Regions from separate parts of the Homo sapiens genome. Here region 2 is linked to region 1. Evidence: chromatin loops called from intact Hi-C (ENCODE). Cell type or tissue: gastrocnemius medialis. All regions are shown on one strand. Links, peaks and the distances in the headings refer to the core of each region. The heading gives the core; the rest is flanking DNA.

The links. Peaks named below come from ENCODE experiments on the same cell type or tissue, not always from the same donor. Only the 100,000 strongest peaks of a DNase experiment are listed, where the experiment ranks them.
Region 2: it touches region 1 in a loop (15-fold over the local background); 4 of 110 quality-filtered maps call a loop at or near these places.

Annotation. Positions count from the first base shown.
Region 1 is chr15:38,452,036-38,458,204 of GRCh38, reverse strand. It overlaps FAM98B (family with sequence similarity 98 member B), which reads right to left and starts at 4,078. Exons shown (of 8, transcript NM_173611.4): 1 at 3,973-4,078. The coding sequence starts at 4,043. RefSeq lists enhancers at 3,661-3,760, 3,821-3,930. In gastrocnemius medialis, for the core only: a CTCF peak has its summit at 3,615; DNase peaks (open chromatin) are centred at 3,764 and 4,074; H3K4me3 peaks cover 2,093 bases; H3K27ac peaks cover 1,826 bases.
Region 2 is chr15:40,378,423-40,380,922 of GRCh38, reverse strand. DISP2 (dispatched RND transporter family member 2) reads right to left here. Exons shown (of 8, transcript NM_033510.3): 8 at 2,302-2,500. Among named protein-coding and RNA genes, the nearest start is that of KNSTRN, 3.0 kb to the left of the region's middle. In gastrocnemius medialis, for the core only: no CTCF peak of the experiment used is centred there; a DNase peak (open chromatin) is centred at 942; H3K27ac peaks cover 1,395 bases.

The DNA of each region.
Region 1 (6,169 bases), core at 2,142-4,641:
CAGGCCAGTACCCCAGTGGCCATCAGGTCTTGTGGCCCAAAAGCTACGCTTGCCTCTAGCTAAGTGCCTGGCATGGGCCCTTTCTGTGTCTCCCCAAGGTTGGGTACTGAGCTCCCTTCTTCACCATCTAGCCATAGTCTCGAACCTATGGGGAAGGAGGTTTTCTCCCCACCCTGGAAGAGAACAGATTACTGATTTCTGTTCTTTTGACTCTGAAAATTCTCTTTCTTAAAAAAAAAAAAAAAAAGTAAGATTGTTATTCCTACCATCTCTAGCTTTAATTATTTTTATTTTCACAAATGCCTTAAGGTCAGATAGTAGGAGTTTTGGCCTCCTTTCTTACCAAAATAGCATCATTATCACTGCTCTCCCATTATCTTATAAATATCTCCTATTTCCTTGAGGCACAGGCCACTCAGATTTGCCACCCATTCACTTGTGGTTTTCATCTATTACCTCTTGGACACTCCCCAACATCCCCTTTGCTCAGTTTTCCTCTCCACCTCTATTCTTGCCATTACACTGAGTTTCTTTAATGTCTGTATGTATACCCTATCTCACACCCTGAGCTCTCAATTCCAACCTGCACATGTCACTCAGCCCCCCTTGCACCCTTGCCATTACTTACAACCACTGCACCTCCAAAATCACTTATCCAAACATGTGGCTCCCTGACCACAACCTCTTATTTATCCTTCCACTTGCTTCTTCGACCACTCACCTATAACTATTCTTTGATATCATCATTACCTCCATTCATTGATTCCTCTGCATTCTCCATATTTACCAACTCTCTCCTATCTTCACATTCTTCTGTATCCAATTTAGATTCTAAGGTGTATCATTTCATTTTGGTGCTCAATAAATACCAACTGAAGAAATTAATCTGTTGGGGCGTGGTGGCTCACACCTGTAATCCCAACACTTTGAGAAGCCAAGGCAGGAGATCATTTGAGGCCAGGAGTTCAAGACTAGCCCGGGTATCATAACAAGACCCTGTATCTAAAAAATTTTTTAAAATAAAGAGAAATGAATCCTTGAATTTTAATATCCAATCAATCACTAAGTTCAGTAATGTAGTTCTTCCCATATCCACTGCCACTAAGCAACCATCATTTCTTTCACAGACTATTAACTAAATTCTCCAATCTATTTTCCATCTTGCTGACAGATGTAACTTTCAAACTAGACATCTAACCACTCCCTTTTTATTTAAAATTATTCGATCACATCCCATTGCTGTTATGATCAAGAATAAAATCCACAACACAGACTAAAAGGGGCTGCATGCCCTGATTTTCACCTAACTCTTGAATCCAATTTCCCACCACTCTGCCCCTCACACTCTGCCTTCCAACCACATTAGCCTCCTTCCAGTTCTTCTAATACAGCAAGCTCCTTCACATTTCAAAGTCTTCACATTTTCTTCTCACTGTAAGGATATCTTTGTCCCCCTTTTTCATCCATCCAACCTTAACTACTTAATTTCTATTCACCCTTCTTATTTCAACTCAAATGTCACTTCCTCAGGAATCTATCACTAACCCCTAAGACTTCTTAGATCCTCCTGTTACATCACCCTGTTCTTTTCCTTTGACACATTTATTATAGTTTATAATTGTTTTTGTGATCATGTCTGTTTCTCCACTAGATTATAAACTCCACAAGGGTAGGAACCAAGTCTATTTTGCTCACCACTGACTCCTCAGAACGAGGTCCAATATACAGTGTGTTCAATAAATATTTAAAGGAAACTTCTCTCCATAGTAGTGTTTCTCAACTGAGTCTGTGAATCTTTTTAAAAATATGCAGGTCTGTACTGTACCTCTGAAGATTATGATTCGGTCAGTCTATGGTATATACTAGACTGGAACAGTTTTTCACAAGTTCCACACGACTCTGATGTACTTCCAGTGTTGAGATCTACTATTCCACAAAATCAGAGACTATCAGAACTGAAAGAGACTTCTAAAATCATCTGCTCCAGCCCTCTCTTTTCACAGATGAGAAAACTGACTGACTCCTAGCCTATCCTGTTTTCACCTGTATCACTAAATTGTCCTTTCACATAGATTTTTCCCTTCAAATGCCTCCCATTAATTTATTTTACATGACAAACTGAAGTACCTTTGCTGATATCCTCAATACCTTACAACAGAAAATGCATTATTCACTATCTACATGGATATTTGAAAACACAGTGTTCCATTACAACACATATTGTAAATAACTACTTTTTTCACATCGTATTATCATAGGAGAATTCAAACTTCAAAATGTTGCCCTCATAGTTATTCCAGGAAAAACTAATTTTGGAGTGTGTAAACTGTTTTACTTTCCATGTTGAATAATCTGACTAATTTTCCTTGATAAAAATCAAGATTATAGCAATGAATTTTCTAAAACACTTATAATATGAACAATAAGTTCAAGAAATGAAGAAAGAAGAAAAGCACTGCCTTTTCCTTTTTCATAAACCATTTATGAGTTCCCAATATTCTTACCTGAAGTACTTGGGAGCTCAAACTGTTTGGAGCCTAAATAATTCTACTAAGTATTTTCAGTTCTTGTTTTGGTTCCTTCTTAACCAAGTTAAGTGAGAACTTCCAAGGGACTTCACAGAAGTAAAAATGCCCCCTAAATAATCAATGGCACTGTTCTTTCGTTTGACAAATATGTATTCACGATCTACTAAGTGCAAGACTCCGTAACCCTGGGTCACTGCAAAGTAGGTATTATCAGGGTTCAACTAAAGAAACAATTGATAGAGGGGCAAATGCAGTTTTAGAGAAGATAAAGTGGGGTGTGGGATTGGTTCAAGCTTCATAATAACGCTGCAAAGGCACAGCTTCCCCTATCAAGAAACAGCAGCACGTAGCAGGGCAAACAAATGTGCAGATGGCTCCAAGCTCTTTATTTAATGTGCACTGTATGACTCAACTATCTGGTCCTATGCTTACTGCTGTGGACTCTTCTCTAAGCTTTTCTTCATTCATTTACTCATTCATTCAACCACTATTTACTGTAAAAGACTCCGTTCTAGTGTGTTGCTGGGAAAACATCGGTGAATAAAATATGCAAAGCATCAGTTTTCCAGGAGCTGACTTGGGGAGGAGGAGGAATAAAACGAGGGAGAAGCAGAGTTCAAGAGACAAATGAATGGGCAGGACATGATAATTTGGGATGGGGACAAGAGCTGTGTGGAAAAAAACAGGATGAGGTTGAGGGGGAGATTACGAACCACCACACTTGTTAAGTATTAACATTACTCCCACCTCCACCCTGAGTTCTCACAGCACTTACCATTCTGCACTGTAAATACCAGCCGGCAGCAGACTTGCAGCCTGCGCGACTATGTAAGCCAAGAGTAATCTGAAAAACTATCCTTTTCCCTTGCCTAGGGGAAATTTACAAACGTAAATATGTGTAAATTAATATACAAGCTAATATACACGTTGACGAACGGACGAAATGGTTGAAAGAACGAACTCGCAATGAACTACAACACTTTCTCCGGTCAAAGTAAAAGCCATTCGCTCCAGAGCCCCAAGTAAGCCACAAGTTGTACATTGTAGGAGACAACAGTCCTCAACAGCAGCTCAGGTTCCAGCACCTCCCTCCGGGCGCCAGAACTACGTCAACACAAATATCACCTGCGGGCGCGAGCTAGCCCAGAAAACCGGTGCTAGAAGGGCCGCTCCGCGCCACCCGGCGGATTCCTGCAACAGAGTTTCGAGGCAAGAAGTTTCGAAGAGGGGGCCACGAACCCCAGCTCTCCGGCCCTGCTCCACCCCCCAAATAGATTTCTCTCCCGCCTCCCGCTTAACTCCGTCGGCGCCGGAGGGATCGAGGCAGGGAAGGAGGCCTACACATGGCCGCCCAGGCCCACAGAGGCCCAAGGGAAGTAGGCTAAGCAGCCAGGCCAAGGAGAGGTTGCGTTTTCAGGGAAAAGGCGTCTCCAAAAGCACTCACCCCAGCGCCTCCAGTGTGTCCAGCACGTCTCCCTCCATCGTCGGTTGGGGACCCGGCTCCGGCCCTCTCATGGTCCTTTGGCCCAGAGCTGTTCGGCGCTCTAAGTAGCCCGCCGGAAACTAGCGTCACCGCGCCAAGGTTCCGGTCCGGGTCTGGCCGGTAACTGCCTGAGAGCACAGCTGAAGAAGGGCGCAAAGGTTCCCAGCCCCGAGGCAATAAACACTTCATAGTGCCTAAAACCGCTGCGTGTAACGATAATAATTTTTTAAAAGAATAGTAGAAATAATAAATAATAGTAATAAAGAGTTCTCTGTGTTGGGACTTTTCTGTGTGTTCAAATAAATTTTAGCAAATATCGTGGTATCGGGTTGATCTCAACCTATCCGATTCCAGACCTTTTTAATAACAGAAATCTGAAATAAAATTATAATTATCTTCAGCTAAAATTAGTAACTAATATCACATGCCTACACATATAATTTTTAAATCAATATACACGACGATGCTTCAACTTGAAGGAAAAAATGAAGTAATTTATAACAAGGTAATATTTTTCTCCTTATGAAATGCGGAAGACCAATGAAGTGATCAGATGCTTGCATCTATCTATGTAGAATCCCCTCAACTGCATATTCAGATGATGTGCTTCATTGCTGACAAAGCATTAGTTGTATAAGCAACAAACATACCGCCAGCAAAGTAAGGTAGTTGATGTGGTTTTCCAAAATTGTGGCGAATTCTCTGTAAAGTTCCAAACAAACAAAACATAATATACCCTCTGTGTACTATCCATGAAGAATTCAATCTCTTATCTAAAGGATTTAAAAAATGTATTTTAGGGTTCATATGTAAAAGGTACTAAGAGTATAAGGTTAGATCATTATTAGCAGGCATGTCACCTACATGAATACTCTAGCAGAACTGTTGGAAATCCTGCATGAAGTATAACTATTGATCCCTTGTATGGACCTGTCCCTTCCATTGCAGACTACATAGCATTCGTAGCCCCAGTCCAATAAAGACCAGTAATGCTCTCGCCTTCCTAATTATGGTTACAAACAAAAAGCATACCCATAAATGTGTAAAACACTCAAAGGTAAGCTGTAGTAGTCCACTCTCATATTGCTATAAAGATATACCTGAGACTGGGTAATTTATAAAGAAAAGGGGTTTAATTGGCTCATGGTTCCACAGGCTGTACACGAAGCATGATGCTGGCATCTGCTCCACTCCTGGGGAGGCCTCAGGAAATGGACAGTTGTGGCAGAAGGGGAAGGGGGAGTGCAGCTATCACGTGGCCGGAGTAAGAGGAAGAGAGAGGGTGCAGGGAGGCAGGGAGGTGCCACACACTTTTTTTTTTTTTTTCAGTCTCGCACTGTCGCCCAGGCTAGAGTGCAGTGGCATGATCTCAGCTCACTGCAAACTCCGCCTCCCGGGTTCACGCGATTCTCCTGCCTCAGCCTCCCGAGTAGCTGGGATTACAGGCGCCCACCACCACACCCGGCTAATTTTTGTATTTTTAGTAGAGACGGGGTTTCACCAGGTTGGTCAGGCTGGTCTCGAACTCCTGACCTCGTGATCTGCCACACACTTTTAAAAAACCAGATCTCATGATAAACTCACTCACTATACAGTGCCAAGGCAGGAATGGTGTCAAACCATTCAAGAGAACTCTGCCCTCATGATCCAATCACCTCCCACCAGGTCCCTCCTCCAACATTGGGGATTATAATTTAACATGAGATTTGGGCACAGACACAGATCCTAACCATATCATAAACTCAACCATACATTTGTATAATGACTATTATTACTGTATATTTTAGTGTTGTACAAGGCTTAAGCGTAAAATTACTTGCAGTTTAATGTATCTGAATTCATCTCCAAATAAGGGAGAGGAGAATGTATATTAGTGGTTACTGCCTCTTGTCAGAGTTGGGGTGTCATAGAAGGTACTAGTCTTAGTACTCTTGGCAAAAAGTCTCTGTAAAAATCAAATAGAAATGAGGTAACTGTTCTTTATTATTATTGATCTTAAGTGTTCTGCTGCTGGTTTTCCTAAAAAATCTAAATAAATGAATAACAAAAGTTATGCACAGAAAAAGAACTAAAAACAAACAAAAAAGCATGACTGGCCTAGCATGGTGGCTCGCATCTGTAATCCCAGCACTTTGGGAGGCTGAGGTGGGAGGATCAC
Region 2 (2,500 bases), core at 1-2,500, 1.9 Mb before region 1:
TTGTGTGGATAGAGTCACTATTTTCTGCTGGGGGAGATTGAGAGTTGGGTTTTGAACGTGGAAAACCTCGACATATCTTTGAGGCATTCCGGTGGAGTGGTCAAGTAGGCAATTGGAAATACAGGCCCTGAGCCCAGAAGAGAGCCTGGATTGGAGATACACCCTTGGGAGTTGTTGACATATGAATGTACTTAAAATCTTGATATTTAGGAGTTCGAGACCAGCCTGGCCAACATGATGAAACCCCGTCTCTGCTAAAAATACAAAAAAATGGCCAGGCACAGTGGCTCACACCTGTAATCCCAGCACTTTGGGAGGCTGAGGTGGGATCACTTAAGGCCAGAAATTCGAAACCAGCCTGGCCAACATGGTGAAACTCCATCTCTACTAAAAATACAAAAAACTAGCCAGGCATGGTGGTGCATGCCTGTAATCCCAGCTACTTGGGAGGCTAAGGCAGGAGAATGACTTGAACCTCAGAGGTGGAGGTTGCAGTGAGCCGAGATGGTGCCACTGTACTCCAGCCTGGGTGACAGAGCGAGACTCTGTCTCAAACAAAATAAAATAAAAAATAAAATAAAACCTTGATATTTGATGAGCTCAAGAGAAGAAGTGTGCAGAGAGCCTTTGGGCCAAGGACAGGGACACCTGCATTTAAAAGTTGCAATGGTAATAAGGTGCTTGCCAAGAAACCTGATAAAGAAGTGCCAGAGAGGTGAGAAGAAAACAAAAAAGGGTGGTGTTCCAAAATCCAAGGAGGAAGTGGCAAGCTGCTGAAGGAGGGAGTGGTGAACTATTGAAAATAGTTGAAAGGGCAAGCAGAATGAGAACGAAAAGCATCCAATGAATTTAGCAACAGAGAAGTCATGATGAGTCTAGCAAGAGGAATGCTGGTGGAGCGTTTGGAGTGGCAGTCACATGGGCATGGGTTGAAGAGTACGTGGGAGATGAGGAAGCAGAGATGGCAGAACTCCAGGCGTCTGTTGCAAAAAGAGCAGAGCAACTGGGCAGTAACTGGAGATGGGTTATGGGGGTCAAAGGAAGCTTTCCTTAAAGCTGTGGATATGTGTGCTGATAGGAACGAGCCAGCAGAACAGAGGGAAAGGATACTCAGGAGCAAGGAAGAAGGAAGATGGGATCCAGAGTAGCATCTTTAAATTCCTTTATTCATGCGCCCCCACAAAATAAAAAAATAAAAAAACCCTCTTGCCTGTTTTCACTTGATACCTAAAATTTAAGTTTACTTTTATTTTTATTTTTTTAGAGGCAGGATCTTGCTATGTCACCCAGGCTAGAGTGCAGTGGCTATTCACAGGTGTGATCATAGATAGCGTACTGTAGCCTTGAACTTCTGGACTCAAGCCATCCTCTCACTTCAGCCTCCTAAGTAGCCAAGACTGTAGGCATGCACTATCTCACCTGGCTTAAATTTTTTTCATAACTTTAAATCATTGTAAAGGACATACTTTCTGCCTGTTGTATATTGTGTATACTTTTTTTCTTTTTTTTTGAGATACGGTCTCGCTTGGTTTCCCAGGCTGGAGTGCAGTTGTGCGATCATAGCTCACTGCAGCCTTCAACTCTTGGGCTCAAGCGATCTTCCTGCCTCAGCGTCCCAAGTAGTTGGGGCTATAGGCACGTGCCACCATGCCTGGCTAATTTTAAAATTTTTTTGTGGAGATGAAGTCTTGCTATGTTGCCCAGGCTGGTCGGGAGCTCCTGGCCTCAACTGATTCTCCCACCTTGGCCTCCCAAAGTGCTGAGATTACAGGCATGAGCCACCCACCTGGTCACATTGTGTATACTTTGTATTCTTTTCTTTTTTCTTTTTTTTTTTTTTTTTGAGATGGAGTCTCATTCTTTTGCCCAGGCTGGAGTGCAGTGGTGCCATCTCGGCTCATTGCAACCTCTGTCTCCCGTACTCAAGCGATTCTCCTGCCTCAGCCTCCTGAGTAGCTGGGATTACAGGCATGCACCACCACACCAGGCTAATTTTTGTATTTTTAGCAGAGACAGGGTTTCACCATGTTGGCCAGGGTGGTCTCGAACTCCTGACCTCAGGTGATCCGCCCGCCTCAGCCTCCCAAAGTGTTGGGATTACAGGCATGAGCCACTGCGCCTAGCCCTTTGTATTCATTTCTAAAATTCTTTCTCTTGGTGTTTTTTGGATAATTTCTATTGTTATGTCTTCAAGTGCACTACTGTTTTTTCTGCAACGTCTAAACTGTTGTTAATTCCATTCAGTGATTTTCCATCTCAGACTTTTTTTTTTTAATTTTAAAAACACTTTTAAATTCTTTATTTTGGAATCGTTATAATTGACAGGAAGTTACAATGATAGTATAGGGAGGTCCTTTGGACTCTTTACCCAGTTTCCCCCAATGGTTTTGTTTCAGTACAATTTTAACAGCTTTATTGAGATATAATTAACATTCCATAGACCACATATTTTAAGTGTACAATTTGATAAGTTTAGAAATTACATATACCTGTGAAACCA